Linked DNA regions of Mus musculus: regions 1 and 2 are each linked to region 3. A link is a loop called in an ENCODE intact Hi-C map of the cell type or tissue named here. Cell type or tissue: heart. All regions are shown on one strand. Links, peaks and the distances in the headings refer to the core of each region. The heading gives the core; the rest is flanking DNA.

Region 1 (10,318 bases), core at 3,497-8,496, 210 kb after region 3:
TGGACATACATAGTTTTTGTGGTCAACATGATAAATGTCATCTCTGGCATTTTGTATTTTTTTATTATATGTGTAGCTTCATGGGTTTATGTATACCACATTGTGCAGGTATCTGTGAAGGCCAAAAGAGTATATAGAATTCCCTGAAACTGGAATTAACAGGCAGTTGTGAGCTGTTCAGTATTGGTGCTAGGAACCAAACCTGGGTCCTCTACAAGGGAAGTAAATGTTCTTAACCCCTGGGCCATCTCTTCAGCCCCAGATTGACTTTATTTTTTATATATTGCATGAAAGATAGTTTATAATAAACTTTACCATTCATGACCATTCATGAAGATGTATTCAAGTGTTGTTAATAAAAAAGCAAGTATGTCCCAAGATAGTCTCAACTCGGTATGTGGTCCAGGATGGCCTCAAACTCATGATTCTTTTGCCAACATGCTCTAGTGCTGAGACTATAGATTCCTCTATGTCCTAATTAAGTGATGCTGGGGACTGAACCCATGACCTCATGCAGGCTAGGTAAGCACTCTACAAACTGAGCTACATCTCCAAACTTGAAGGACTCTTTAAAAGTAAACCAACATTTGTTTGTTTGTTTCAGCAAAATGATCAACCTTTCAGTTCCTGATACAATTGACGAGAGAGCAATCAATAAGAAGAAGCTTACACCCTTCATCATTCAGGTGCGCGGTGTTCTCTGCTCTCTCTTCCATGAACTGTGATTTGAAACAGAGGCTATAGACTGTCTGCTGGCCTCTAATCCTCAGAGCAGCTCTGAGTGTAGAATGTCCATTGATGTTTTAGACCATGAGCTGGGACTCAGAAAGGCTTGCGGTTGTGGGTCTTGTTGGAGAAGTTCACACTGGCACTGAGGTGTTGTTCCATATTGAACTCAAAGCCCTGTGTGCCTTTCATTGCCTATTGAGTTAAGATATGACCAAAGTGATCAAAAGGATTTAAGCGCTTTCTTAGCTGGTGTGCTTAAAGGATGGAGTGTGTTTGTTTTCCACTGAATGAGTAAGTATAGTACAGCAAAATCCCATCACGCAGCAGTGTCCTTGAGATGTACAGATTGGTTATTTCTAAAGCCTGGATGTATGCCATACGCTGCTGGATTCCAATTCAGGCAATTTTAGAAAAATCCATTCACATGGATATATTTCCTTTGGTTACTTGACTTTTTTTACTTTAGAATTGACATAATTCAAAAGCAACCAGATAAAAAGAAAAGGTCCACTTCCTGTCGAATTGTGGAAAAAAAAAAAGAATACAAGTGAGACTGAGAATTGCTGCCACTTTGCTACTTAACGCTGAACTCTGCAATTTGTTTTCTGTAAATGTGGGTGGATGAAATTAATACCTCGTATTAATTTCTCAGCTTACTGGTATTTTTCAGTGAAGGCTGAAGTGGACTGGGTGTGGAAAAAGGAAAAGGTCAAGAAGTGCATAATTTGGCTGTCTTGCAGGAAAACTTGAACTTGGCCCTGAACTCTGCTTCTGCCATTGGGTGTCACGTTGTGAACATTGGTGCCGAAGATCTGCGGGCCGGGAAACCTCACCTGGTTTTGGGACTGCTTTGGCAGATTATTAAGATTGGCCTGTTTGCTGACATTGAATTAAGCAGGAATGAAGGTAATGGGGCACAGTTGTTCTTTTGAAAGATGGATATTGTTCATTTTTACTTTCTCTTCATGGAAATTGCCAGGCTCGCACTTAACCGAGTTGAGCTGATGGTAACTAGAATGAATCCAGAGCTATTCAGGAAATCAAGCCATACGCCTCTGTTCTTTATCTGTAGCTAACATGACAGTTCACATTGGATTTTAGTATAAAGACATAAAAACACAGAGACGTTGATATTGGGTGCCTTCCTCAGTCTCTCTCTACCTTAGAAGTGTGTGTGTGTGTGTGTGTGTACATGAACCTCCGACTTATTAATCCAGCTATCCAAGCTGGCCAACGAGCCCCAGGGATCCTTCTGTGTCCACCTCCCCAACACTTGGATTACAGATGAGCACCACTGCACCCAGGTTTATACAAGTACTGTGATCTAAGCACTGGTCTTCATACTTAAACAGCAAATAATTTACCAAGCGCTTCCCTCCATCCCCAGGCTTACTTTGAGTCAAGGTCTATCTCTAAATCTAGAACTTGCCAATTTGGCTAGATTGCTGCACAGCAAACTCCCAGAGCCTGGCACACACTCCACCCCATCCCACCCCACCCCAGCTTCCACTTGTACAGCTCTAAAGAGTACAGACTTGTGCTACCACACTTGGCTTTTCTTTCACATGGGTGCTGCCAATCGAACCTGGGTCCTTGTGGTTTCACAGCAAGCCCTTTACTAACTGAGACATGTCTTTAGCCCAGCGTTTGGGGACCTGGAAACTAGGTCTCGATTACCAAACAAAGTTTCGAAAGACTGATGCTGCATGCCTGTAATCCCAGCACTTGGGAGGTTGAGGCATGGGTTTGTTTCAAAGTAAAAGGGCGGGGGGCCACTCAAGTGCTCGGCCTGGCCACTGTCACATGACACACTGACTGAGGCGTTTCTATCTACAAGCACTGGCAGCTTTGCTTCGAGATGGTGAGACACTGGAGGAGCTTATGAAATTGTCTCCAGAAGAGCTTCTGCTGAGATGGGCCAACTTCCATCTGGAAAACTCAGGCTGGCAAAAGATCAACAACTTCAGCGCTGACATCAAGGTAACTGTGCAAAAAACCATAGCGTTCAGGTAGATACGATGGCTTCAGGGATTTTATCCCATTGTAACAGAGACAAAAATGATAGGATATCACCAGGCCCTGTTGTCTTTCATGTTCTGAGATAAGGTCTTGCTCAAATCTGCTCAGTAATTAAAGATGTGACTTGCCATACTCACATTTTGTGGGGTGTTCAGGATTAAATCCAGAGTTTTCTCCATTCAAGTCAAGCATAGTGCAAATGGAAGCCATTGTGATTTTTTTCAGATGTGATTGGACTCTGTAGGCCAGGTTGGCCTACAGCTCACTCTGTCAGCCAGGCTGGCTTCAAAACTGCAGTGTTTCTGCCTCTGCCTAAAACCTATATACAGGCCTATGCCAAAGTACCTAGTCAGTGGAAACCGTTTATTATGAAGCCTGTTTTGAATATTTTTGAAAAGCAAAGAATCCTTGCATTAGTTGATCATGGGAAGCCTTCACCTCAATCCCCATCACTGTGGGAGAAGGGGAGAGAGATGAGCTAATTTCCTTAAGTATATTCTGATTTTAAAAGGTTAAATGCTCTCTTGCCAACCATATGTGTTTCTCGTTTAAGCTTTTCTGTATTTCAACTTTTGATTTAACATACAATTAACATAGTAGATGTTGTTTCCATAGGTTGCTACTCATCATGCTTTGTAATGCCATAATGTGTTCATTTTCTCTTTCCCTATGCTTCCTGGATTTCTGCTCTTCTATTTCATGCTTGTTTATCTGTCAAGCTTATTGACTTCAGTAATTCAGTGAAGGTACAGAAATACTTAATAGCTTTATTGGGTTGATGGCATCGATAAATTGTCAAGTCCTAACAATCACGTGCAAAGACAAAAAGAAAGATCTCTCAAATAAGAAGACAGAGAAGAATGCCTTATATTATCACAAAAGCTGCTCCCAATGTCCTCATCACCAAGGGACAATAAGATGCAGCTACTCTTTGGCAGTGTGATCACACTATTATGTTCAATTCTTTTGTAGGATTCCAAAGCCTATTTCCATCTGCTCAATCAAATCGCACCGAAGGGACAGAAAGAAGGGGAGCCACGGATAGATATTAACATGTCAGGTTTCAATGTAAGTATAGGTGCTTTTTCAGATTCTAGTCTTTTACCATTGCATGTTCCCCCCCACCCCCCTTTGGATTGTTGAGACAAACTCTTGTTACATAGGGCTCTAACCTGCTATGTAAAGCAGGCTTGTGGTTAACTCGTAGGCATCCACCTGCCTCTGCTTTCGCTGTATTGGGTCTAAAGATATGTGCTGCCACACCCAAATAATTTTGCTTAAATTCTATCAAAATTTCTGTGGAACTTCATGTAGTGGTGTTGACACTTTTCAGATTGCTTTAGAGGACGTGGTACACGTGACTCACAGGAGAGAAAGTATACTGATTTATTTTGAGAACTTGTGAGTTCCATAATTTTGATGGTACTGTATTTTATGAATGACATAAACATTCAAAGACTATGGGGAAATAAGCATTACTCCTGGCTTGTTCCCCATGGTACTGGTAAAGGGCCAGCCCATGCATTAAGAGAACTACCTGGGATAGTTTGTTCTCTCTCAAAATATAATTACAGACACAGTCAGAGGTATGTCTCCAAGTTCATTCGAAATCAAGCTGATATGCTAGAGCACAGTCCTCTCACCCCTACTCCCACTGGATCCCCTCCCCATTTCAGAGGCCCCTCCTCTTGTGGTTTGACTGTGATGTGTCCCCCACAGGATCATGTGTTTAAACACTCGCTTCCCAGCAGGTGGCGCTGTTCAGGGAGGTGGTGGAATCTTTAGATGATGAAGCCATGCTGGAGGAAATCCATCACTAGAGGTGGGCCTTGAGTCTGGCCCCACTTGCTTTGTTGGCTGTTTCCTCAGTGCAGAATCAATATGAGCAGCCAGTTTCCTGATCCTGCTCTCAAGCCCTCCATGCCTCACGTCACCCTTCCCAGGCATGACTGCCTCTAGCCCTCTGGACCTGTGAACCAGGTCTTTCTTCCTTAAAAAAAAAGAAAGAAAAGAAAAGAAAAGTAAAGTAAAGAAAAGAAATCAAGCTGAATTGATGGTCAAGATGAACCATCCCACTACCAGGTCCTCCCTGTTTGATGTTTTTCTACTGTGTCCCTTTGAGTCGTCCCCCACAATCCAGCCAGGATTCCCCTACTGGCTTTAGAATTTGGTCCATCAGCTTAACATTTAAATTCCTACAAAATATTACCCACCTCTGTCAGTCTGCCCTCCAAAACCTCTTTTCACCTTCATATAGCTGTCTTAAACTTGTCCAAACACCCCTCCCACTTTACAGTTATTGAGACAGTTTCTCTGCATAGCCCTGGCTGTCCTGAAACTCAATCTGTAGACCAAATTGGCCTTAAACTCATAGATATCTACCTGCCTCCACCTGCCTCTGCCTCCTGTGTGCTGAGATTAAAGACATATGCCACAACCACCCAGCCCAAACATCCTTTTTAACTCCAAGCCTATGATTGCAAGTTTTTTCAGATATGTTCTTTAAGTAAAAAATAAAGGGTCTGGTGAGATGGCACAGCTGTTAAAAAAATTCTTGCTGCTTTAGCTGAGACCAAAGTGCTGTTCCCAAACTCACAAGCAGTAACTCCAGATCCAGGAGATCCAAATGCCCTCTTCTGTTCAGGCATGTGTGTATGAGAGATATTCAAAAAAGAAGAAGAAAAGAAAAGCTTTTTTGAAAATAAAATATCCTGAGTGAGCTAACCAAATCACAAAAGAACACACATGGTATGCACTCACTGATAAGTGGATATTAGCCCAGAAGCTCAGAATACCCAAGATACAATTCAGAAAACACATGAAACTCAAGAAGAAAGAAGACCAAAGTGTGGATACTTCTATCCATCTTAAAAGGGGGGAGCAAAACACCCATGGAAGGAGTTACAAAGTATGGAGCAGAGACTAAAGAAATGACCATCCAGCGACTGCCCCAATTGGGGACCCATCCCATATACAACCACCAAACCCAGACACTGTTGTGGATGACAACAAGTGTTTGCTGAGAGGAGCCTGATATATCTGTCTCTTGAGAGGCTCTGCCAGTGCCTGGAAAATACAGAAGTGGATGCTCACAGTCATCCATTAGACTGAGCACAGGATCCCCAATGAAGGAGCTAGAGAAAGGGCCTAAGGAGCTGAAGGGGTTTGCAGCCCCATAGGAGGAACATCAATATGAACCAACCAGTACCCCCAGAGCTCCCAGGGACTAAACCACCAAAGAGTACACATGGCGGGACTCATGGCTCCAGCTGCATATGTGGCAGAGGATGGCCTAGTCAGACATCAATGGGAGGAGAGGCCCTTGGTCCTATGAAAGCTGTATGCCCCAGTGTGGGGGAAATGTCAAGGCCAGGAAGCAGGAGTGGGTGGGTTGGTGAGCAGGGGGAGGGGGGAGGGGATAGGGGGAGGGTGTTTTTCATAAGGGAAATCAGGAAAGGGGATACATTTGAAATGTAAATAAAGAAAATATCCAATTTTTTAAAAAAACACGCTTTTTTGAAAATAAAATATTTTTCTGAAACTGTCCATATTTAAAGTTAACTCTTAAAAGGAATGTGGATGAAAAGTTGGGAAACGGCATTTTTTTTTCCTTCTTCATTTTCCCAAGAGAGGTAAACTCAATGGAATACTTTATTCAGTTCTTAGATGTACTCTGGCGCCATCTTGGGGAACTTATAGGTACTACATATCCCTCATGGTTTTGCATTCAAAACCAATTTTATAAGTATCATGTGCTAGAAAGTACTATCATTTACCCAACCTATGATTGGATTGTAGGCGATGTGTGTGTGTGTGTGTGTATACACACATATATATGTATGTATGTATGTGTGTATGTGTATATGTATATATGCACATATATATACATATATATGGATGGCCTTTAAAATATGTCTTCTTTTACTTCAACAGGAAACTGATGATTTAAAGAGAGCCGAAAGTATGCTTCAACAAGCAGATAAATTAGGTTGCAGACAGTTCGTTACTCCAGCTGATGTTGTCAGCGGAAACCCCAAACTGAACTTGGCCTTTGTAGCTAACCTCTTCAATAAATATCCAGCACTAACTAAACCTGAAAACCAGGATATTGACTGGACTCTTCTAGAAGGTAAGTCAAAGGTCCTCTAATTCTAATGTACAGTCTGTACCATAAAACCCCAGAGGCCACAATGACGTCATTCCAAGCCAGTGAGTTGCTTTGTCCATTTAGATGCCATGCCGAGTGAGAACTGGAAACAGCTGGGTGGAGGTGGTGATGGAAGCAAAATATGCAAATAAAACAATCTAGTTGAGGAATGTGGCTCAGTGCCAGAGCTCTTACCTAGAACAGCCACCACTACAAAAGAAAAGAAAAAATCCAGACTCACCTATCAGGAGAAACACTTAGTAAACAAATGGCTTGCTTCAATGTTTAGTGCCATATCTTCCTTTTTTCTTTTTTGTTTTGTTTTGTTTTAAACCACCTTATTTATTTTGAGCAAAGAATCTCTTGTTCTGTTTCTTTGAGGTTGTTTTTAAGGTAGTCGTCTATTTTGGGACAAGCATTTAATGTGTCTCCAGTCGACCTCAGACTTAGTACGTAGTAAAGAATGACCCTAAGTTTCTGATGCTCCTATCTCTAAGTGCTGGGATAACAGGCATCATTTGTGGGTTTGAGGGTGCTAGGGAATGAAGCCAGAACTTCCTGCACTCTAGGCAAGGACTCAGTAAACTGAGCTACATTCCCCAGAGCCTTGGAGGTCGTTGTGAGACAGGGTCTTACCCTGTAGTGGATGCTTACCCTGTAGTGGTGGCCCTCTGTCCTCAGCCAAATGAGGGCTGAGATTATAGATATGAGCCACCATGTCTGACCAGATCACAGAAAGGTATACATACATGCAGAATTTAACTTATAAACTTTTGTAATCATATTTCATTTATCCGTAGTCAGAGTGACATACTAACATGTGGTGATTATCAACTCAGAATAAAGCATATAAAGTAAATCAATACATGCCCTGGTGCTATATGGACAAGACATTTAATCAATGAATGCACTTTGTGGATGTTTTCATAGGGGAAACTCGGGAAGAAAGAACCTTCCGCAACTGGATGAACTCTCTTGGTGTTAATCCCCACGTCAACCATCTCTATGCGTAAGCTGCCCTACTGCTCTTAGGAAGTTGTGAATAGCATGAGGAGATGTAGCATCAATAATGGCAACTCTAAAATCTTTCCACATGTTCATTTGTAGCAGATATTCTTATTATGAAGTATTCGTGATTTCCATCATCATTTTCCAAATACACAAAAGCCCAAATTCTTTCTTTGTCTGACTATTGGCTCTAAGTGATAGAAATGTGTCTTGAGGGAGTAGGTACTTTAAGTTTCTTAAATAGTCCTGGAATACTCATAACAAAGTGTTCATGATTCCTTCAGCCTTTGGCTTCTTGGCCAGACTGTTCTTTGCTGACATACAATGGTTTGTATCCTAATATTCCTTACCTTCACTATTTTCTTACCATCTACCATTCACTACCTGTGAACTCTATTAATCGCATTTACATATATGTCAAAATCATATTACTTGTTTAGATACATCGTTGTTTATTATACATCTATTTGACTCTCAAGTAAGGTTTGGGGTTTTCATCTTGTGTTTCCAACCTTTATAACACTTTTTGCTTACAATAAGTGTGCATCCTTACAATTATCATTGTTGTCTTCGTCGAGACAGTTTCTCTGTGTAGTTCTGGCTGTCCTGGAACTTACTTTGTTGACCAGGATGGCTTCAAACTCACAGAGATCTGCTTGACTCTGCTTCCAAAGTGCTGGGATTAAAGGCCTATGCCACTACTGCTGCCCCTTCTTTTTTTTTTTTTTTTAAGACAGGTCAGGAACTCACTGTGTAGCCCTGACTGTCCTGGAACTGGCTGTATAGACCACTCTGAACTCACTCACAAAGGTCACCCTGCCACCCCCTCCCAAGCCTGGGACTAAAGGTGTGTGCCACCTTGCCCAGCTGTGCTCACATACTATTAAGTGAGCTGAATGGTCTTGGCTCTATTTTCAGCACAAACATATGAGTCGTAGGAACTGTGACTTTATAGATCTTGGGTGATTTGTGTCCCTGCTCATGATCACTGATGGAGTTCTGTTTCCCATTGTTAGTGACCTGCAGGATGCTCTGGTGATCCTACAGCTGTATGAGAGGATTAAAGTTCCTGTGGACTGGAGTAAAGTTAACAAGCCTCCATACCCAAAGCTGGGGGCCAACATGAAGAAGGTAGAGAACCTTGAACCTTCTTCATTTCTTTCTTTTACTTTAACACCTCTAGACCCGGAATAGAGAGATGGCTCAGTGTTTAAGGGCACTGGCTGCTCTTCCAGGACACCTGAGTTCAATTCCCAGCACCACATGGCAGCACACAACTGTCTGTAACTGTAGTTCCAGGGGATCTGAACCCTTCACAAGAACATACATGCAGGCAAAACACAAATGCAAATGAAATAAAAATAAAAATGATAGATAAATAGATAGATAGATGAAAAACCTCTAGACCCTAAGCTGCTTCTGGAGGAAAGAACTAGATCTTGGCATTGAGAAGATACTTACCATTATACAACACACACACACACACACACACACACACACACACACATACACGGGGTGGGGAGAGAGAATAGAGATTGAACAAATGACAATATTTAACCGTTACTTTGCTTTTGTCCATTTGCAGTTAGAAAACTGCAACTATGCAGTTGAATTAGGGAAGAATCCAGCTAAATTCTCCTTGGTTGGCATTGGAGGACAAGACCTGAACGATGGCAACCCTACCTTGACCTTGGCTGTAGTCTGGCAGCTGATGAGAAGGTATCGTGCACAGTATTGGCTATGGAAGCGTCAGAGTAATATGCATATAGGAATTCACCCTTAGTATATTTTCACTGCTTAAATTAATCATTTAGTTCAATGAATATACTTCAGAGCTCATTGTACTTAGACTCTAAAATGACTTTGCTATGAGTGTATGTTGGAGCTTCACTGGGAGATACCTCCTTGTGAGTTAGGTAGAACTGTAGCTGTTGCCAGTCTTGGCACAAAAGTCTGAGGTATAGACTTAAACCTGATGCAATGTCACTGAATAACCTTAACAGATGTTCTCATGGAGTTCCCTGACTAAAACTGTCAGAGGGTTTGCAGCTCCAGCCCAGTCGTCTAGGATATACTTAGCATGCATGGAGGCTATCCTCAGAGCCCCGAAATGAATAAAGAAATGTTGTCAGAAGCCCAGAATTGTGGCTCATACTTGAAATCTCAGCACCGAGGAGTCTGAGGAGGGGAATTGGCTAGTTTGAGGCCAGCTTGGGCTACATAGTGAATTCTAGGACATCCTGAACTATAAAGTTCAACCTTGCCTCAAAGGAACAAACCAAGAACATTAAATTATCAGAAGTCTGAACATCTCTATGTCTCCATTTGGATATGACCATCAGGGCCAGCAGGGTTAGAGCTCCTGTGCCTGGCTTGATGACCTGAGTTCTGTTCCAGGAACTCATGTGGTGAAGG
Region 2 (10,318 bases), core at 2,916-7,915, 110 kb before region 3:
ATATCATTAAGTTGTTCTCTGTGTTCATAAACACATACTATTTCTCTGAACTATGAGCAAACAGCAGCTTAGGAAGCAACCAACAACCGAGCTGTGCTGTCTATAAACCACAGCAACACCCAGCATGGCATGATAACCCTAAGGGTACAGTAGTGGCACTCATACCTTGGTGGTGACCAGTAGCTCTCTTATCGTTATAAGACCCAGTCAATAACAGGGAGACCGTGCTAGATACGGGAAACTTAGCTAACTACTCAGAGCTGCTGAAGTTGTGTTTATTGGAGGAGACTCTTGAACCAATAATTTATGAAACTAGCATAATCCCTAACTAACCACAACCTATAAACATTTGTCCTTATACCCACAGATAAGTGTAGACTTCCCCAGTCCAAGCCAAAGAATCAGGGAGCTTTCTGGGAGATTGTGTCTCCTAGGACTGCCATATACTACACCCACATGAAGTCTCAACAACCTGATTGCCAGAAAAGCAATGAGCCATAAGCTGAACAAGGATAACAGCAATATATATGCTAAAGTAGACAGCAAAAAGACCACAAGGCCTCAACCATACACCAAAGCACTGGAGGCAACTAAGGAATGCTGAAAGGAGGCATTGTCTTCCCCAAGGAAGAGCACAGCAATTTATCTGATATCAAATGTCAAGCCCTAAAAACATACATACAAGTAACACTATACAGACCAAGCAGGTTGTATCTATGTATTTAGGAATACATATACGTACATCACAACAACCAATGAAAAGGAGGCCATAGATTCGAAAGAGATCAATATCGGGTATATAGGAGGGCTTGGAGGGAGAGAACAGAAGAAGAAAATATAGTTATGGCACAAAAAGAATAATTTAAAAAAACAGCAGTCTTGTGTTCTATGACACACAAGAATTGTGGGGGACATCACATCCACTTAGGTTTGGCTACACCAGGTTGAGGCAAATAAAATGTAAAAAGTACAAACCTCATTCGATTTAACTTCTCAATGAAACTACACTGTGTTGTTTTCTGTGCTACTTCCCACTGAGTAGAGGTAGCCTCTGTCTTTTCCTAGGGCTCTGAAGGATTAGAAAAACCCACAGCACCATTTGACCTTGAGGTTGTCTTAACCTGACCCAGGCAATTACCCGCCTCCCCCCCCCCCCCCCCCACTCCCGGGATCCTAGGAAGGCATGTTTTTCAGAGGTTAAGAGAAAGTGATGTTTTCAAGGAACTCGTGGCATTTGAAAGAGGGAGGAAACTGTGTAAGGCATTTGAAAGACTGCACTCTTTAGGATTGAAGTCTATTTAGAGAACTTGCCTTTCTGATGATAGCCAACATCTATCAGATGCAAAGCTCATTCCAGCACTCCCTGTCACCAAAAGGTTTCAGTCATTAGTAGAGATTAACCTCAGACGGTGCATTTGCCACTAGAAGATGAAGCACAAGTCTAACCACTGCGATCCATAATTTAAACATTCCAAGTTGATCAGGAGTCAGATTGGAATTTTCTGGGCTTGGAGGCAGGTTTCTTTAAATAGACTTGAGGCCTGAGACAAGAACCATAAAACACATGATCTTGGAGAAAAAAATCTTTCCTTTAAAAATAGTCAGCTTTATCTTAGGACAAAAATAAGGAGATACATTTTGAACAAACAGATAATAAGATACAGACATATAAAAGATGTCATGCAAAAGTAATGTCACCTTGATTTTGAACATTAATATATGCTTTCCATAATTAAAAATTCTAAGATCTAGTCTTTGCATCTGCATAAGGTTTTAAACAGGAAAACAGTAGTTGGTGAAACAGATAATTCAGGTTGCAGACCCAGAGATTTCAGTATTCCTTCCCAACTGCATGTTATTTCTCTCCCAAGATACTGTTCCAGAGGTTTGCCAACTACAACATTGTGACTATTTTAAAAGAATGCTCACTTGAGTTCCCAACAAAAATAATTTCAAGGAGACGTGGCCATTCAAAACATTCACAAATGAACTCCACACTTCATTACCTCAGTTTCAGGCAATGAATGCAAACTGTATTAATAGAAGCATTGCTCATTTAAGTTGGGTTTGGTTGGTTGGTTTTTTTGAGACAGAGTTTCTCTGTGTAGCCCTGGCTGTCCTGGAACTCATTCTGTAGACCAGGCTGGCCTCTAACTCAGAAATCTGCCTGCCTCTGTCTCTTCCTATTCCGACCAGCAGAAAAGTACGACAACACTACGTTCTTCTCAAAGCAGTTTATTCAGGAACCTTTCAACATCATGCATGAATCTCTCTCCAGAAATCAATCTCTCCAGGGAAAACAACAACAACCCACCCCCAATCGCAATCCCTTATATATCCTCTCAACCACGCCCCATCAGCCCAGTCCACGTAACAGCAATCCATTGGCCAGAATCATCACTCGTTATATGGTCCGATCTTGCATCATGGTGCACCTGCACAGTTCTCACGATGGCTGTGGCTTATTTTCAGGTGTATGAGGAAGTCAGGTGCAAGTCATAAGACTTGGCTGCAGTCCTGGGCACCATCTTGGGACTGCCTGCATACCTGCTCCTCACATGCCCCTGCCTCCCAAGTGCTGGGATTAAAGACATGCACCACCACTGCCTGGCTGCATTGCTCACTTAAAATGCTTCAAGCCTCAAAGTATAATGGTACCATCAAATGTACAACTAAAATCCCAAGAAGTACCTGCCTCTTTATAGTCTTGGGTAAGATCTGAGGAATCAGAACAAAAGCTATTCATCTCTTTCTTGTGTTTCTTTCTCCTTTGTATTGGAAGAAAGTAAGAATTGCTGAATGTCACTTGAATCAAGGATACCCAGGTCTACATGAGCCAGTCAGGAAAATATAAGGGGGGGGGGATTTTGATTAAAGAGAATGGGAATGAGTGCTTGTCATTGATATTAAAAGTATTATCAAAGATTCACAAGGAGAAACTGGTAGCTTTTCTAGCCTGTCTGGGATTTCTAGGCAACCAGGCTGTAATCCAAGCTGCTTCTTGAAGTTAAATCGGGGAATGTGGTCCTTAAAAATGCCAGAATTCAGAAGCACATCTTCAGGTGTTACGAGATTGCCGTTACAGACAAAAATAAATTCGAGGAGGTGCAATTATTTTATATAGTAATGGATTATTAAGTCAGTTGATTATTACCTCTGATATACATTATGACATCAACTCAACAAAGAATGGTAGAAAAAAGGATTCTAAGAAGTGCAGAGATGGAAGGATTATTAAAAAGGCACACATCATTTACAGGCAAGTAAACTGAGACAGATAAAAAGGAGTTAAATACCAATACAGAGACTGGAAATTGAATCTTTTGAATGCCTTTAAATTAGTAAAGATACCATTGTTTAGATGTGATATCTTACAATATGACAAACTTTTAGAGATTGTGCTTCTTGAGTGTCCCTTTTTCCTGAAGGGGCCCAAGTACTAAATGAGAAACCAGTTGCTGTGACCATGCTTAGGGCTGACTTTGTCTTTAATTTTTTTACCAGTCTGACAAAAGTTCTTCATTATTAAGATTTGTTACAAGTCTCAAAAATTATTATGATTTGTTACAAGACTGAAATCCACTATTGAACAAATTGACAGGAACTTCTATGGATAATAAGAGCAAGCACCATTGTGTTAATAACAAACACAGTTACTGATGGTTTTTCATGTAGAAAGGTATCAGACAAGAGGAATTGTCACCAACACTCCTTTCTGCATGTTTGTAGTCATGCTGGTCGCCTCTCCTGTGACTTTTGGAAAACTGTAAAGTGGCTATTATGAGAGACAGACAAGTTGGGGGAAAAATATTCCAAATTAGTGTGTGAATTACCAAACAGCACAGTCACTGAATGTGGGGCCAGTAGGACCTCCTCAACCTCCTGCCTATGTACCTGTGTGAACAGTAATTTGACACAGTTTTAAGCAAAGATCCTTGAATTTTCCGTCTTTATAGCACATGCTGTCACATCTATCTGGATACTCGTTATTAGTGATAAGTTAATATGCAGCCATGGAAAACACTCAGCTTCAGTTTCCCTGGCTTGATTTCAATATCAACAAAGACATGGTATGTATTGTTACATCACCAAACACTTTGACAGGTTCCTGCAGATCCACAAACTGCTTCATTCTCCTTTTCAGTCCAGTCAGATCCTTGTGATTCTTCAAAGCTTTGTCCAAGCTGTTCTGGCTGACACATTCCAATCTCCATTAATAGTTAATTCCTTACATCCCTTAAGACTCATTGTCTGCAGAAGCATTTGGCATCAACCCAGAACTGAATGGCATTTGGCCAGGGGCCTCAGTAACACTTCAATTGCTAGGCAATATCAGACATCTGCTTTGCTGCAGGAACAAATTCAGGGCAAGTCAATCTGACAACTCCCGCCCAGAAACCCGGCCTCATCCCATAAGGTGAACTGAGAGGGCAGATCAACATTGTACAGCTGCTCAATGTGCCCAAAGTGAGCAGATAGGACCCAGAAATTGAGATTTTTGGAGTTCAGATACCCAAATAGTCAGTGTCCCCATACCAACAGATACATCATTCCAACTCACTACTGTGAAATCCTAAGAGCCTGATAGTGCCTGTCTTCCAGGTGATGGAAAGTGAGATATTTACCAACTCTATTACATTGTGTAGGAAAAATTGTAGCCTGATTTCAAATGTGAGAAAATGGGCTAGAGGCATAGCCCAATAGTAGAGTAAAACTGTAAACACTCTGGATACTCAGAACTCATAAATAATTAAGTCAATCAACATATAAGGTCTAAAAGAAAGGAGAGAAAATGCATACTCATGTTCCAGTGTATATGCATACGTCTGTGTGTGTGAACCGGAGAGGTGAGTTGAGCTAAAAAGAGCTACATGCAAGTAAACAGTACTGATAGACAGGCAAATGGATTTCTCAACTTGCTCAGACCAGCCCTGACACATTATACCTTAGTGAAGTTTAATGACCCTAATCTGTTTCCTCTGTACATCAGCAGAGTGAGCATCCCTGCACGCCACCATTCTTCAGGAGGCACTGACTTATAGTCAATGTAGAACATACACTGCCACCTCAGGTGCTCTCTGACTCTTTCAGAGACCTTTGTCTTGGATCCCCAGAGAAATTAAGAATTACTGTGGAGCCATGTTTCACATTCATGATGCTTTTTATTTGTAAAAGGACTTGACTAAGACCTAGAGTAAATATTCAGCCAATATTCATAGGATTGAATGTAAAAACCAAATGCCTAATTTTGAATCCCAATAAAATATGCCTTTCCTGATATAAACATATTTAATTAGCATATTATGTTCAAGTGTCATGCCATTGGATAAAACCAGGCAAACCTTATAATCAAGCTAGGTTCTGGGAGATAATTACCCTTCTTTATAACACATGAGTTGGTTTTCCGGGGGGGGGGGGTGTCTGGAAGCAACACACACTCAAGAATTAAAACAAACATCAATAGAACAAAAGCTGTAGCTCAGCTGTTTGGAGGAAATCAATTCCAAGAACTCATAATTTTCTGGCTTACACATCATGAAGCATTAAGCCAAGTGCTGGCACCTGGCTTCAGAAGCATCCTCTCTAAGACAACCACTAATTTGTATGGGCTAACATGGAAAGTGGCCCCTCCCCACTCTTGTTATATAAAGCCTGTAAACCAAAATAAGAATGGCGGCAAAGGGACATATATTTAATATAAAATATATGTGTATATACATACATACATACATACATACATACATACATACATACATACATACATACACACATACATACACACATATAGATGTATGGAGAGAGAGTTTCATGTAACTTTCACAAAGAAAGCAATGAACTGCACTAAAGAAATGCTCTGGAAGGGACAGTTGCAAGCAGAGTGTGGAATATATGGGGTTCAATCTGTAAGGAAGACATGAAGGATGAAGGACATCAAAACAATACAAGTGAGGATGACAATTTAACTAGGTTGTCAGCAAAGAGGTTTCCATTCACATAGCAACTGGGGCTAGTGAATAGGAAGCATAAATAGCTCTATGCCCTCAAATCACCAGATAGCTGCTGTCTCAGATCAATAAACATAGTGTTTTCATAGGGAAAGGTCGAGTGAAGCTAGTCTGGAATTGACTGAAAGACACGATCAGATCAATAGGAATGGACAGATAGTGATAATAGAAGATGCTAAGCGTCATGGAGAAACTTTGACAAGTATTCATTGTATCACTCACCATAAGTTCTCACTGAAGGAAGATCAATTTAAGCTAGCTGAAATAAGGAATACATAAGAAGTCACATAACTACTTCCTGCAAAGAACATACAATCTAAAATAAAAAACTAATAGTGGCCACTGAAAATGTACTGTGTGCTAAGAAGAGCTTTCTGTATTGTATAGGGTAATTTACAGCATAATCTGCATAACATCCCAAATAGAACCGAATACTATTATACCCCCTGGACACACTATGAAGATGAGCAGACTGAGATCAAAATAGGATAAGCATCTTGTTTAGAAGTAATTCGTCCAGTAAGTCCAGACTGTGCAGTTAATCATGAAAGCAGAGCCAGCTGTAAATGGAGAGCCACATGGTTTCATAGCATAGAATTGATGTAAGATAAATGAGGTAACATGAAAATTCCAAGCCTGGCATGCATCCAACATTCAACATTCAGAAAAAAAAAAAAGCAGCTATCATCGTCTTTAAGGTCAACAGTGGGTCACCACATCCTGAAAGTATGAATTGTCTTTACAACATTCTTGACAGGTAGTTGCCAGCTACTGATTATGCACCTCCCTAGGGGCAGGAAGCTCAGTTCTCTAGCAAGCTACTTCTTTGTGCACCGAGCTCAAACTATTTAGGGGATTTTTTTCCTTTGATCAGCTGAAATTGACCTCCCTAGAATTCTGCCTACTGGCTCTAGATCTGCTACAGAGAATCACACAAAATGAGCTGACACCTTCTTTCACGTGACAAGACAAATTAAACCTGAAAAGACATAGACAATCACGGAAGACTTTTGAGCTGATGAGCAAAATAAAGATAGAGAAAACCATAGACACTGCATTTCGTGAAAGCAGGTAGAGCTACCTGGAAAAGCAGCGGGAATAAAGACTGGGAGGTCAGTGCAGGGCAAGAGCAGCAGCAGGAAGGGTGCAAAAGCAGCAGAGATGAAGGCAACTTTTCATGGGATGGGGGTTGGCCAGGTTGGGAAATGGATAACATTAAGGGGAAGGGGATTTAGTAAATATGAGAAATCTCCTCAAGCCCCTAGTTTTCAAAACAAGCTACTGAAAGCAGCCATGTCATTTTGTTTGCTTTATGTTGATTGTGAAAGGGTGGAGTGTGAATTTGGGAATGAGATGATTTGGGACTTCAGTGAACAAACAACAAAATAAACATATGTGGTAAGTAGAGGAGGCTGAACTAAGAGATACAAGTGTTAAAGTAATCAACCAAAAGAGTTGGATCAACGCTGCCAGTGACAGCCTTCACTTCCTGAGGCTGAGCAGGGTTCCTCTCATAGGTAAGGCTGGTTTTTTGTTTTTTGTTTTGGACAAAGTTAAAGGATTGTTGGGGAACCTCTGACTGTACTCCTTTATCTGCTGTTATTTTTCCTTAGTTGGTGCCTGACTCTACATCTGCAATATCTTTGTTTTCTTAGCCTCTCTGTGTGGCTAAAACAAAATACAACAAACTTGATATTTATTTAAACAACAGAACATTTCAAGGGCAGCCTGGGCTAACTGAGATCCTATCTTAAAAACAAATAGATAGACAAACAAAACTCCATAAAATTACTGGTCACAGTTCTAAGACTGAGAAATTTAAGACCGGGATGCTGGCAAGTACAGTGTCCTGAGAGCCTAGAATATGTTTTAAAAATGCTGTTTATCATATATAAAGAACTCAAGAAGGTGGACCTCAGAAAATCAAATAACCCCCTTAAAAAATGGGGCTCAGAACTGAACAAAGAATTCTCACCTGAGGAATACCGAATGGCAGAGAAGCACCTGAAAAAATGTTCAACATCCTTAATCATCAGGGAAATGCAAATCAAAACAACCCTGAGATTCCACCTCACACCAGTGAGAATGGCTAAGATCAAAAATTCAGGTGACAGCAGATGCTGGCGAGGATGTGGAGAAAGAGGAACACTCCTCCATTGTTGGTAGGATTGCAGGCTTGTACAACCACTCTGGAAATCAGTCTGGCGGTTCCTCAGAAAATTGGACATAGTACTACCGGAGGATCCAGCAATACCTCTCCTGGGCATATATCCAGAAGAAGCCCCAACTGGTAAGAAGGACACATGCTCCACTATGTTCATAGCAGCCTTATTTATAATAGCCAGAAACTGGAAAGAACCCAGATGCCCCTCAACAGAGGAATGGATACAGAAAATGTGGTACATCTACACAATGGAGTACTACTCAGCTATTAAAAAGAATGAATTTATGAAATTCCTAGCCAAATGGATGGACCTGGAGAGCATCATCCTGAGTGAGGTAACACAATCACAAAGGAACTCACACAATATGTACTCACTGATAAGTGGATACTAGCCCAAAACCTAGGATACCCACGATATAAGATACAATTTCCTAAACACATGAAACTCAAGAAAAATGAAGACTGAAGTGTGGACACTATGCCCCTCCTTAGAAGTGGGAACAAAACACCCATGGAAGGAGTTACAGAAACAAAGTATGGAGCTGAGATGAAAGGATGGACCATGTAGAGACTGCCATATCCAGGGATCCACCCCATAATCAGCTTCCAAATGCTGACACCATTGCATACACTAGCAAGATTTTACTGAAAGGACCCAGATGTAGCTGTCTCTTGTGAGACTATGCCGGGGCCTAGCAAACACAGAAGTGGATGCTCACAGTCAGCTAATGGATGGATCACAGGGCTCCCAATGGAGGAGCTAGAGAAAGTACCCAAGGAGCTAAAGGGATCTTCAACCCTATAGGTGGAACAACATTATGAACTAACCAGTACCCCTGAGCTCTTGACTCTAGCTGCATATGTATCAAAAGATGGCCTAGTCGGCCATCACTGGAAAGAGAGGCCCATTGGACACGCAGACGTTGTGTGCTCCGGTACAGGGGAACGCCAGGGCCAAAGGGGGGGAGTGGGTGGGTAGGGGAGTGGGGGTGGGTGGGTAAGGGGGACTTTTGGTATAGCATTGGAAATGTAAATGAGCTAAATACCTAATTAAAAAAAAAAATGCTGTTTATCTGCTGTGTCCAGGAGAGGGTAAAATAGTAGATGCAATTCATGGAAGTGGTACCAGATTCCCTCCATCATTCCCTACAGGCATTACTTATTCATTATTTCAGAATACTTTGACTTGCACATCTTAGAAAGCCCCTCCCAATATTGAACACTAAGACATTGGAAATTATGATTCCCATATATATTAATAAAAGAAAAGTATATCAATACCATAGTCCCTCTCCCCTACCAATATAAGAAAGCAAAACAAATTTCAGTGGATCATGAAGTATCTAAGAGTTAGGAAACCTTGTTTGTTGTATCAACGTAATAATTTTCCTTCGGAAACTGAGAAGGGTTTTAAAGCCACTTACAATACAAAAACTTGGTGTGTTCAAAAAGACACTGAACACAGTCCTGGGTAGTCCATCAACACCAAATCCCTGTTTCCAGAGTCTTCAATCATTCTCAAATACAAAGAACAAGGAGAACTTTAGTGTCTACTGCTGGGGATGGGGAGGCGGAGATAATATGGATAATAAAGAATCTAGAAACAACAGTCTTTTCACCATGAGACATAGGAACTTGACACAGGTGTCCAAACACATGGACACTGGTTCAATCATTCATTAGCCCTCTGCTGAGTGTAGCTGGAGAGTTCCTGCTAGAAGTAGGTAAGATATCATGGGGGAACTACTGTCCCACTAAAAAGACTTCCACTGGGGATACCCTAAAGCTAGTTTTTGCAGCATATGTTACACACCAAAATATATATTGTATTTATGTTATATATTATAAGCTATGTAATATACAATGTATTATATTATTTGTAACATATTATATATTATATTGCTTATAATATATTATATTATAAATTATATTTATGATATTTTAAGTTATGTATAAATAATATGTATAATATATGATATATGATATGTGATATATAATTAATATATAATATAACATATAACATAACATATAATATAACATAATATATGATATGTGACATATGATATGTGATATACAGTATATGATATATGATACAATATATAATATATAATATACAATATACAATATACAATATATAATATATAATATA
Region 3 (10,318 bases), core at 1,770-6,769:
ATTTTAACTAATATTACTTTCTTAGACATTTTTCCCAAATTAGTTCTTCCAAAATGCAAACATGAATTTCACTAAAATTTCAAAACATTTCCATCAGCATATAAAATATTATTCTAGTCATTCACAACGGGGTATTGACACCTTAAGAGTATACATATGCATATCAGATATTTACATTATGATTCATAACAGTAGCAAAGTTACAGTTATGAAGTAGCTATGAAATATTTATATTGTTGGAGGCCAACAAAACGCAAGGAACTATACTCATTGACAATAAGTGAATAAGGTTTCATTGCTAATTTAACTTTTAGCCTTCAAATACTAAAGATACTGAGTATTGTGTGTTTCTCCATCAAATTAATATATTCTAAACACATATTTTAAATTATCAACATTTTCACATTCAGGCACATGGGACATGGTTATGGTCCCAGCTCCTGTGGAGGCTGATCCAGGATTTTGTAAGCTCAGAGGTTCAAGGTCAGCCTGAGCAATATATCAAGAGTACATCTCAGGGAGTAGGGAGAATACATTATCAAATATATGTAATTAATTTTTTTAAAAATGAAGTCTATGGACTGAGAGATGAAGCTCAGTTGGAAGAGTCTTGGCCTCAAATAGACAAGAATCCAGGTTCAGTTCTTAACACTACATAAAAATTAATGAATGGGTGCATGCCCATTATCCCAGCACTCAGGAGGCAGTGCCAGGAGAATCAGAAGGTCAAGTCCACACATGGCTACATAGCAATTTCAGAGCCAGCCTGGTCAATATGAAACCCTGTCTTAACAAACTAAACACAAAAATGTTTTAGATGCTAAGACATGTTCATTACTACGTTTCTACATTATTACAGGCTTTAATCAACATACATCAATCTTGCCATACACGAGGCATCTGGAAAAAAAAAAGAAACATGTATTTTCAAAAACATTATAATCACCATAAATGCAACTTTCTCTATCTTTACACATCATTTTTAGCACCCAGTATCTTCTTAAGAACATTGTCTTTAGCTGAATTTCAGATGTCAAGCACATGACTAACTCTGGGGAGGTTATGGCTACCTTGAACTGCAGTTCTGAAAGGAGCAGGCAATGGGAACACCAGTATGAGACAAGCCACAAGAGTGGTTGATAAACAGCCATGAGTGTGGAGCCATCTAGGATGAGAAAAGTAGAAACTCTAAGGATGGCAGACTTTTCTTCAGCTATGTGATCACATATCTAACTTGGAGATTTCCTTTTTTTCATTAGATTATACTGATGTATCAGAATATCATCTTATCATGTTATTTCCATACTCCATACAAAATTTATTAAGTACTGAGAAATTTTAACAGAAAAGCAACATACTGGATATTCTAGTCAAGATGAATAGCTAAGACATTGAAGTTTTCCTCATTTTGTTCTATACAGTATCCATCACCTCTTCTTCTTAGTGGGTAGCTGGATCTGTACTAATTGTGAGAAGAAATCAATAGTGAATCAGTGAACAGATTATCAAAACAAAGAAAACCCTAGAATGAATGTGTAAGTTCGTGAATGTAAGAAGTCTAAACTAACATAGAAAGAAAATCATTAGAAATGGAAAATATTTGCTTTATTTTAATTTTTAGGAAATTACAATTACCTATCTTTTTTCCCATCTCTTTTCCTCCTTTCAATTATTCTGATGCACCCACATTGCTCTCATTCAAATTCATGGCATCTTTTTCTTTAATTGTGTGTGTGTGTGTCTCTCTGTATGTGTGTACATTCTTGACTATATAATACATCGAATTGCCATGCCAATATGGAAAGAGGAAAGGGCATGGGCACCCAGGAAATGCTGTGTGGGAGAAGTGCTCTTTCCCAGGGAAAAGCCTCCCATCCATCCCCCAATTGCCCTCATTTCCTTAAGGCATTCTTGCTTTATAGCCCAGTTTGGCCTCTAGATTTCATTCCTCCTGCTTACTTCATGAGCTCTGAGATCATAGGCATGTGTTATGCAGGCTCTAAGGAGGAACACTGAAATTGATGGAAGGCAAAGGCTAGTTAAGAAGATACTGGTTTTTGGAGGGTTTTGTTTTGTTTTGGTTGGTTAGGGTTTTCAGGGGGGATCTGGTTTTTGTTTGTTGGGTTTTTGTTTTTGTTTTTGTTTTTTGGTGGTGGTGTGCCGCAGACCCTCTGGGTCCCTTGTCTGTGAAAGAAAATTAAAATTCAAGGTCCATGACTCATGCAGCTTGCTAGTTAGGAGGGCTTTTTGGGCCTAGAGCAAAGAACAAAGGCTGCAAAATCATCCCAGGAACCAACTAGCCATAAAGATAGAAAAGACATACAAGAATGTCCAGACTGGCCCGGCTTCTCCCTATCTCCCACCCTTCTGACCTGGGTTAAATGTTAACCAGATGCTCTGCTGACTTAGATAAGCACCTGGCCCTCAGAATTCCTGACGCCCTGACCTGCACGTACTTTTTTTCTGATGTGTAATCATTCTGCTGATGTTTAAATGAACCAATCATGTGAAACCACGCCAATTCCTCCCCCAGCCCCAGACCCTTTTCTTTGAAAACCCCTAGCTTTCGAGCCTCGTGGTCGACAACCACTATCTCCTGTGTGAGATACATGTTGTACCGGAGCTCCGTCATTAAACTACCTCATGTGTTTGCATCAAGACGGTCTCTTGTGATTCTTTGGTTGTACCCCGACTCGGGATATGAGTGGGGGTTTCCCCACTAGATTCTTTCATCTGCGTGGAACCTGTCTCTGGGTGCAGATGGGCAAGGAGTTGGCAGGAATGACAGACAGACGCACACAGGAGGTTGTGTAGAATCTGAATGTGTTTTGTCAGGTTGAGCATCAAACTTTTTATACAGCAGAATAGCAAGAAACCAGATGAGATACAATCCACCAAGTAACAGTGACAATATAAAAGGAACGCATACATCAAAAGAAGGTGGGGACCAGGCTGATGCCACTAAGAAGGGAGCCAGGTGTAAAGCTAGTCTATTGTTAAGCCCATCACCAGGGGTTCTACTTTTAGCAGACCTTTTCATGAATACTGCAATACCACAACCCCCCTATTTCTTGGGCCCTGATAATTTCTAGTAACTTTTAAGTATCTGTGGAGAATCTCCATTTGTCAGAAGAATTCACCAACTTGCTTCTAGTATGCAATGTAGCCTGTACTGAAGATTTCTATCTCAGTAGGATTCCCTGGCTCTTTCATGGTAAACACTCTGCAGACCAGCTTTGAGCTGCTTTGGCTCTTGTAATGCTTAATTAGTTATTGAATGGGTAACTTCCTTACTGCATTCCTACCGGATTCTGAGCACGAAGGCTTCTGGAACCTTGGAACACTGGTGAAGGCTCTGGCTGTGTCAGAATTCAATCTTAAAAGACACTTATAATAAGATAATACTAAAAGAGAGCATGTGGATCCATACACAAGACTAATTCAGGGATAGGGTATGAGTATACGGGTTAATGAGAATGCCAAAACTCCAGGAGGTGAGTTTCCGTAAAACTCTTTGCCTCGTGAGTGCTCCCAGGCTTCTCAGCCTGTCAAGCAGACTTCACTGGAGTGTGCGTGGCAGTGGTGGTGTTTTTTTGTTTGTTTGTTTGTTTGGTTCGTTGGTTTGGTTTTGTGTGCCAGCTTATGTTTTATTTTCTTTTGTTTGTGACAGGGTCTTGCTATATATAACTTTGGAAAGCCTAAAACTCACCACCATCCCTTCAGCCTCCTAAGTACTGGGATTCATAAGTATACACAAGCAAGTGGGCAACAGATGGCAAAGAGATTCAAAACCCCATACTTCCTTTCCTGCCATTGTTACATCAGGGCAGCAACAAAAGCCTAGGAAGCTACTGCTGCGAGGTGGTCTTGTCCAGACAGAACTGTAGTTCTGGTAGCAGTTTCCTAAGTCACAGCAGTAGTGGGAAAGGAGCCATGGACTGCTGATCTGAAGGTCACATGTGGACCAAAAATGGGCATCTCAGCAGTAATCCATTTAGACTGTGAATAACAACTCTGAGTCTGTCACCTTCTTATTGTTCCTCACCCATTGTCCTCCAACGTCTCAGCTGCTAAGAGCCAAAAGATATAATGTTGTCAACCTTAACCAGGAGAGGCTAAGTCAGATTACTGTATTTTCCCCAGTCCTCTCTCAAAGAATCTCAGTATTCAGACTCAAAACCTTAAATATAGATGTTATAGGGAAAAGCTACAGTTTTGCACAGCAGCGTTTAAAGTCTACACATCATAGATATTCCAACACTTTGAAGTAAGAGCTCACTTATCCTCACATTTTGTCCTGCCACAATTTTCTATGATATTCTCAGTGCTTTTCTTTGAAAAAGAATGAGGTAAAATCATTAGGATCCCATATTTATGTAAAGTCACATACTTGAAGATCTGTATTTTAATACTTTTAATCTCGTGATTTGAAAATAAAATCAGAATACAAGGTGTCAGAAATAACAGCAGAGTTTTTAAAGAGGTATACTTTAACAGATTCTCCTCTGCCTCTCACCTATCCCCTGTATCATATTATTTTACCATTCCTGTTTAACCTCAATTTATACCCATGATCTGGCCTATATAAAATTGTACTCTAATTCAAATTAACTTCAGAATTTGAACCTATCAGCCAGCTCCAGGAAGTCTAGTTACTTTGAATCTGCAAAGAATATCACTAAGCCAAACCTTTTCAAAACTTTCTATTACCATCAGAGTCCTTGCTGAAGAAGGAATATGGGAAATGTAGTTACATTCACAAAGAATGTGTGGAGACTGCCAAGAAAGCAAATTGTTTCTGGACGTTACCCTTATTTGGAAATACCCTGGTCCTAGAACTCTGGTTGTTTAAATAAAAGAATCATATCTTCTTTTGAAAACGTGCATTTCCAAAATATGAGAGAATCAAAGACTCGGCTACTCAGTTCTCTCTTGTGATTTCCTTCTAAAGAGCATGGATTTAAAAAACAAAAACAAAAAACAAAGAGAAAGCCTGCCAAGAACTGAGAGCAGCTTCCTGTAGACTTTGTGCTGTAGTGGGGGAAAGAACAGCCTGTGAGAGCCAGCAGACCTGTTGTTGAATCCATCTGCATTCAACTGGTTAGGTGACCTTGGGCAAGTAACTTTATCTTCTCTCTGCTTTGTCTGTAAAAATAATTGAACTCTATCAAATGAAACAAACCTATGTGAAAATACTTATTGAAGGACATTTGCCTGCTCCACCTCAGTAGGAAAGCAGACTAGTTATACATGGTTACACAGGTAAACAGCAATAAACAAGCACATGTCTTCTGAGGATATAAAATAACTTTGATGAACTCTAAAATTCCTTCCACAAGGTAAAATGACATAAAGCAATACTTGGTCAAGTGCAAATTAAAAAGTGAAGTGATCAACATCCCAATAAACACTACATATCCTTTCTCAGTCAGTTCCCATAAAGATCTTTTCAGCATCACTGTTGCTTTATGTTAATTAAATAAAACCCCAAGTCCCCAAATCTTGCTATGGCAAGGGGAACTATAGAAATGGCATTTATGAATATCTGAACTATTGACAAGTTTGCCTAAACAAGGGAAAAACAGCTCAAACAAAACAAAACAAAACAAAAAGACAGATGAAGTGACTTTTAGTACAAGATAATGGGATGGATAGCAAAATGATCACGAAGCCACTGTATTTCATGACATCCTCTCAGTTCTCCAGGAATTTCATGGTAGGTTTTGGCTATGCAAAGTTATTCTATTGAGAATCATCTCCTTAGGCTGGAGAGATGGCTCTGTGGCTAAGAACATGTGCTACTTTGGCAAAAGACCCAAGTTCAGTCTTCAGCATCCATATAATAGCTCACAAGAGATCCAAAGCCCTCTTCTGACTTCTGCAGGCACCAGGCATGCATCAAGTGCATATATACATACAGGAAATCACTTCCACACATAAAATGCAAATAGATAGATATTTTTTAAAAAAGAAAAAGCTCTTCTTGGGGCTGCAGAGTAGATTTGGAGGTTAAGGGTACATAGTGCTCTTACAGAGGATCACAGTTGGATTCCCAGTATCCATGTCGAGTGGTTTAACCCAGATCAATGTGTGTGGTGCTTCTGACCTCCACAGGCAATGTTATTCACATCCACATACCTACTTACAGACCCATGTGCATGCATATAATTAAAATAAATCATTTTAAAACAGAAACCGCTCTGAGGGCTGGGCAGATGCCTTAGTCAGTAAGGTGTCTGTTACACAAGCATGAGGACCTGGGTTTAAATCACTAGCAAGCAGGTAATAACTGAGTGCAGTTGTATAAGGATCTAACTCCAGGGCATCAGTTACAGGAGCTGGGGACACAGTCAGGTCCTTGGGGCTGGTTGGCCTGGCATCTTGAATAACTCAATAAACTCCATGTTTAGTGGGAACCCTATCTCAACAAGTAAGGTAGGGAGCCATTGAGGGAGGCACTTGAAGTATACCTCTATCCCCCACACATACACATGCACCCTTGAACATAATGATAAGAGGAATTTAAAAAGTATAATAGTCAGAAGTAACCCATCAGGTTGACAGTGGTTTAGTAAATTAAATTTAACTGGAATTCTTTCATATCCATTCATTTATATACTACTATAGGTACTTTATACCATAGTAGCAGAATAGAAGAGACATAGTAAAGACAATATGATGCACAAAGACTGAAGTATATACCATCTAGACTATGGAAAAGGATAGCAAATTCTTGCTTTAAAAGCCCAACAATCCACTTGCTACCTGTGATCATTTTACCTGTCTGTGGGATATTTTCATTTTTAAAGACAATCATAGTAATATAACCTGTACATTGCTTAGGTAAAATTTTGACCACAGAGGGTGAGAAAACCTTCATTGGGTACCTTAATGGAGTTTATTCATTTTCCAAAATAACAGAATTCAACTATGTGGCATACTGCACTGAAAATTTTGCTAACATCATGACTGTAAAATTTGTATCATAACAAAGGCATGTGGAAGTTTATCTGTAGTTAGATGCCTTTACTTCTTTATCTTACTTAAATAAATGAAAATATAGCCACAGCAAACTTTAGGGGAGGTCTACCAATCTCATGGGAAGTTTAATCTGAAATAATATGGCTGAACACATTAACTGACCTACATTCTTTGTGAAGTTTTTAAAACTTTCAGAAATGTACCAATGAGATCTCTTGGGACACAGAGCAATCAAGCTCAGCACTGTTTGATTTCAAGAACTTTCCTTCCAAATCAGAACTGACAATCAGTCTGATTCAGCCTGCAGCTTATCCTCCCAAGTAATGTGGTTTGAAAGATAAAAACATCTCAACAAAGTAAACGAATAGCTGAAGTAACGGGAAAAGCAGATTGAGTAGTGCAAAGGGGTGGGGGAAATAGCCATTCTAAATAATGCAAAGGCATCAAGATGGATGCAGGCTATGACAAGTCACTCACAAACTGTAACTTACTGATGTCTAAGTGTCTTTGATATAAGCTACAAGGGAAAAAAGGGAAATGATTAATCTGGGTTACTTTGTTCTTCATGGATATGTTCCAAGGTAAAGTTCAAACTAATGTTAGTCTTGGTTATTCAGTTTTATTATGCCTATGACAACAAAAATCAAACATTCTCCCCATTGTTCCCAATATGTTGAAAGGTTTAAAATATATTCTCCTATAAATGAGACAAAGGAATCAACTTATCTCCTTGAAAAACAGAATCTAAATGAGACCTGATAAAGTTTACAGTCTGCGCAGTGAGGAAAATCAATTCTAAATGCTAAATTAGGAGAGTTTTAGCAACAAAGCAACATACAATGACATGCTCTCCTGCATTTCAGAAAGATCTTACTCAGTTTTAGATCTGCTTCTGCCATTGGGTTGCTGAAGAGCTAGCTAGCTCTCTCTCTCTCTCTCTCTCTCTCTCTCTCTCTCTCTCTCTCTACATACATACATATATATATATATATGAACTATTTCTAAACAGTTCCACTTCCCCCGTGTCCTAGTGACTTTTCTTTTCCACTACCTCTGGTTGGTGGTAGGCTAGAGGAGATGTTGAACTCTTATTAAAGTAGGTTGGAAAAAGTATGCCTACAAAGAACCCTGAAAAGATTGAACATATTACATAATGGCTACCACAAGTGACAGGCCTTGGTCCATATCACCCAAGAGTGGGAAATGAAAAATGAAATCCTGAACCAAAACAAAAGCTGCAACTGCAAAGTTCCTAGACTATAACTTTCATTTGTGTCCAATGAAAAGATTTAGAGGTGTTCATAGAAGGGTCTGTCAACTCACCATCAAGATTCAGGATTATTTTTGTTGTTGTTGTTAAGATATACATTGCATTTATTTCTTTTATGTTAATGAATCTCTTTTTGTGAATATTAATTGAACAAGTGTAAGACTTTCAATAAGATATTTGAATACAAAAAAATCATCATAGATTTAATTCTGTAGCATACAAAAGAACAATAAAGGCATGATCCAAAAAAAAGGCATGATCCAATTATCAACATGTAAAATATCCAAGGTGTGTGAGGTTGAATGAGTCTTTTTTTATTGGATATTTTCTTCATTTACATTTCAAATGCTATCCAAAAAGTCCCCTATACCCTCCCCCCGCCCCCGGCCTGCTCCCTTACCCACTCAGTCCCACTTCTTGGCCCTGGCTTTCCCCTGTACTGGGGCATATAAAGTTTGCTAGACCAAGGGTCCTCTCTTCCTAATGATGGCCAAATAGGTCATCTTCTGCTACATAGAGACACAAGTTCTAGGAGTACTGGCTGGTTCATATTGTTGTTCCACCTATAGGGTTGCTGACCCTTCAGCTCTTGGGGACTTGCTCTAGCTCCTCCATTGGGGGCCCTGTGTTACATCCTATAGATGTCTGTGAGCATCCACTTCTGTATTTGCCAGGCACTGGCAAAGCCTTACTGGAGACAGCAATATCAGGATCCTTTCAGCAAAATCTTGCTGACATATGCAATAGTGTCTCTGTTTGGTGGCTGATTATGGGATGGATCCCTGGGTGGGGCAGTCTCTGGATGGTCCATCCTTTCATTTTACCTTTAAACTTTGTCTCTGCAAATCCTTCCGTGGATATTTTATTGCCTATTCTGGGGAGGAATGAAGTATCCACAAGTTGGTCTTCCTTCTTGGTTTTCTTGTGTTTTGGAAGTTGTATCTTGGGTATTCTGGATTTCTGAGCTAATATCCACTTATCAGTGAGGGCATATCAAGTGACATCTTTTGTGACTGGATTACCTCACTCAGGATGAAATCCTCCAGATACATCCATTTGCCCAAGAATTTCATAAATTCATTGTTTTTAGTAGCTGAGTAGTACTCCATTGTGTAAATGTACTACAATTTCTGTATCCATTCCTCTGTTGGGTCCTTTCCAGGTTCTGGCTATTATAAATAGAGCTGCTATGAACAGAGTGCAGCATGTGTCCTTATAACCAGTTGGAACATCTTCTGGGTGTAAGCCCAGGAGAGGTATTGCTGGATCTACCGGTAGTACTATGTCCAGTTTTCTAAGAAATCTCCAGACTGATTTACAGAGTAGTTGTACAAGCTTGCAATCCCACCAGCAATGGAGGAGTGTTCCTCTTTCTCCACATCCTCACCAGCATCTGTTGTCACCTGAATTTTTGATCCTAACCATTCTGACTGGTGTGAGGTGGAATCTCAGGTTTATTTTGATTTGCATTTCCCTGATGATTAAGAATGCTGAACATTTTTTCAACTGTTTCTCAGTCCTTCCATATTCCTCAGTTGAGAATTCTTTGTTTAGCTCTGTACCGCATTTTTTAATGGGGTTATTTGAATTTCTGGAGTTCAGTTTCTTGAGCTCTTTGCATATATTGGATATTAGTCCCCTATCAGATTTAGGATTGGCAAAAATTCTTTCCCAATCTGTTGGTGGCCTTTTTGTCTTATTGACAGTATGTTTTGCCCTACAGAATTGCTTTGCAATTTTATGAGGTCTCATTTGTCGATTCTTGATCTTAAGGAATAGGCCGTTGCTGTTCTGTTTAGGAATTTTTCCCCTGTGCCCATATCTTCAAGGCTTTTCCCCACTTTCTCCTCTATAAATTTCAGTGTCTCTGGTTTTATGTGGAGGTGTTTCATCAACTTAGACTTGAGCTTTGTACAAGGAGATAAGAATAGATCAATTTGCATTCTTCTACGTGATAAAAGCCAGTTGTGCCAGCACCATTTGTTAAAAATTCTGTCTTTTTTCCACTAGATGGTTTTTTCTCCCTTGTCAAATATCAAGTGACCATAGGTATGTGGGTGCATTTCT

Evidence for each region. Peaks named below come from ENCODE experiments on the same cell type or tissue, not always from the same donor. Only the 100,000 strongest peaks of a DNase experiment are listed, where the experiment ranks them.
Region 1: a loop joins it to region 3, with 2.2 times the contacts of the local background. A loop is called at or near these places in 5 of 42 quality-filtered maps.
Region 2: it touches region 3 in a loop (2.7-fold over the local background); 5 of 42 quality-filtered maps call a loop at or near these places.

What each region holds. Positions count from the first base shown.
Region 1 is chrX:75,792,893-75,803,210 of GRCm38, reverse strand. It overlaps Pls3 (plastin 3 (T-isoform)), which reads left to right. Exons shown (of 16, transcript NM_001166453.1): 6 at 605-686; 7 at 1,470-1,635; 8 at 2,567-2,709; 9 at 3,721-3,816; 10 at 6,682-6,877; 11 at 7,826-7,904; 12 at 8,920-9,034; 13 at 9,489-9,622. Among named protein-coding and RNA genes, the nearest start is that of 4933407K13Rik, 33 kb to the right of the region's middle. In heart, for the core only: CTCF peaks have their summits at 4,512 (motif pointing right) and 6,440 (motif pointing left); no DNase peak of the experiment used is centred there.
Region 2 is chrX:76,117,472-76,127,789 of GRCm38, reverse strand. No RefSeq gene overlaps it. Among named protein-coding and RNA genes, the nearest start is that of Gm14707, 120 kb to the left of the region's middle. In heart, for the core only: no CTCF peak of the experiment used is centred there; no DNase peak of the experiment used is centred there.
Region 3 is chrX:76,004,410-76,014,727 of GRCm38, reverse strand. No RefSeq gene overlaps it. Among named protein-coding and RNA genes, the nearest start is that of Gm23320, 120 kb to the right of the region's middle. In heart, for the core only: no CTCF peak of the experiment used is centred there; a DNase peak (open chromatin) is centred at 3,897.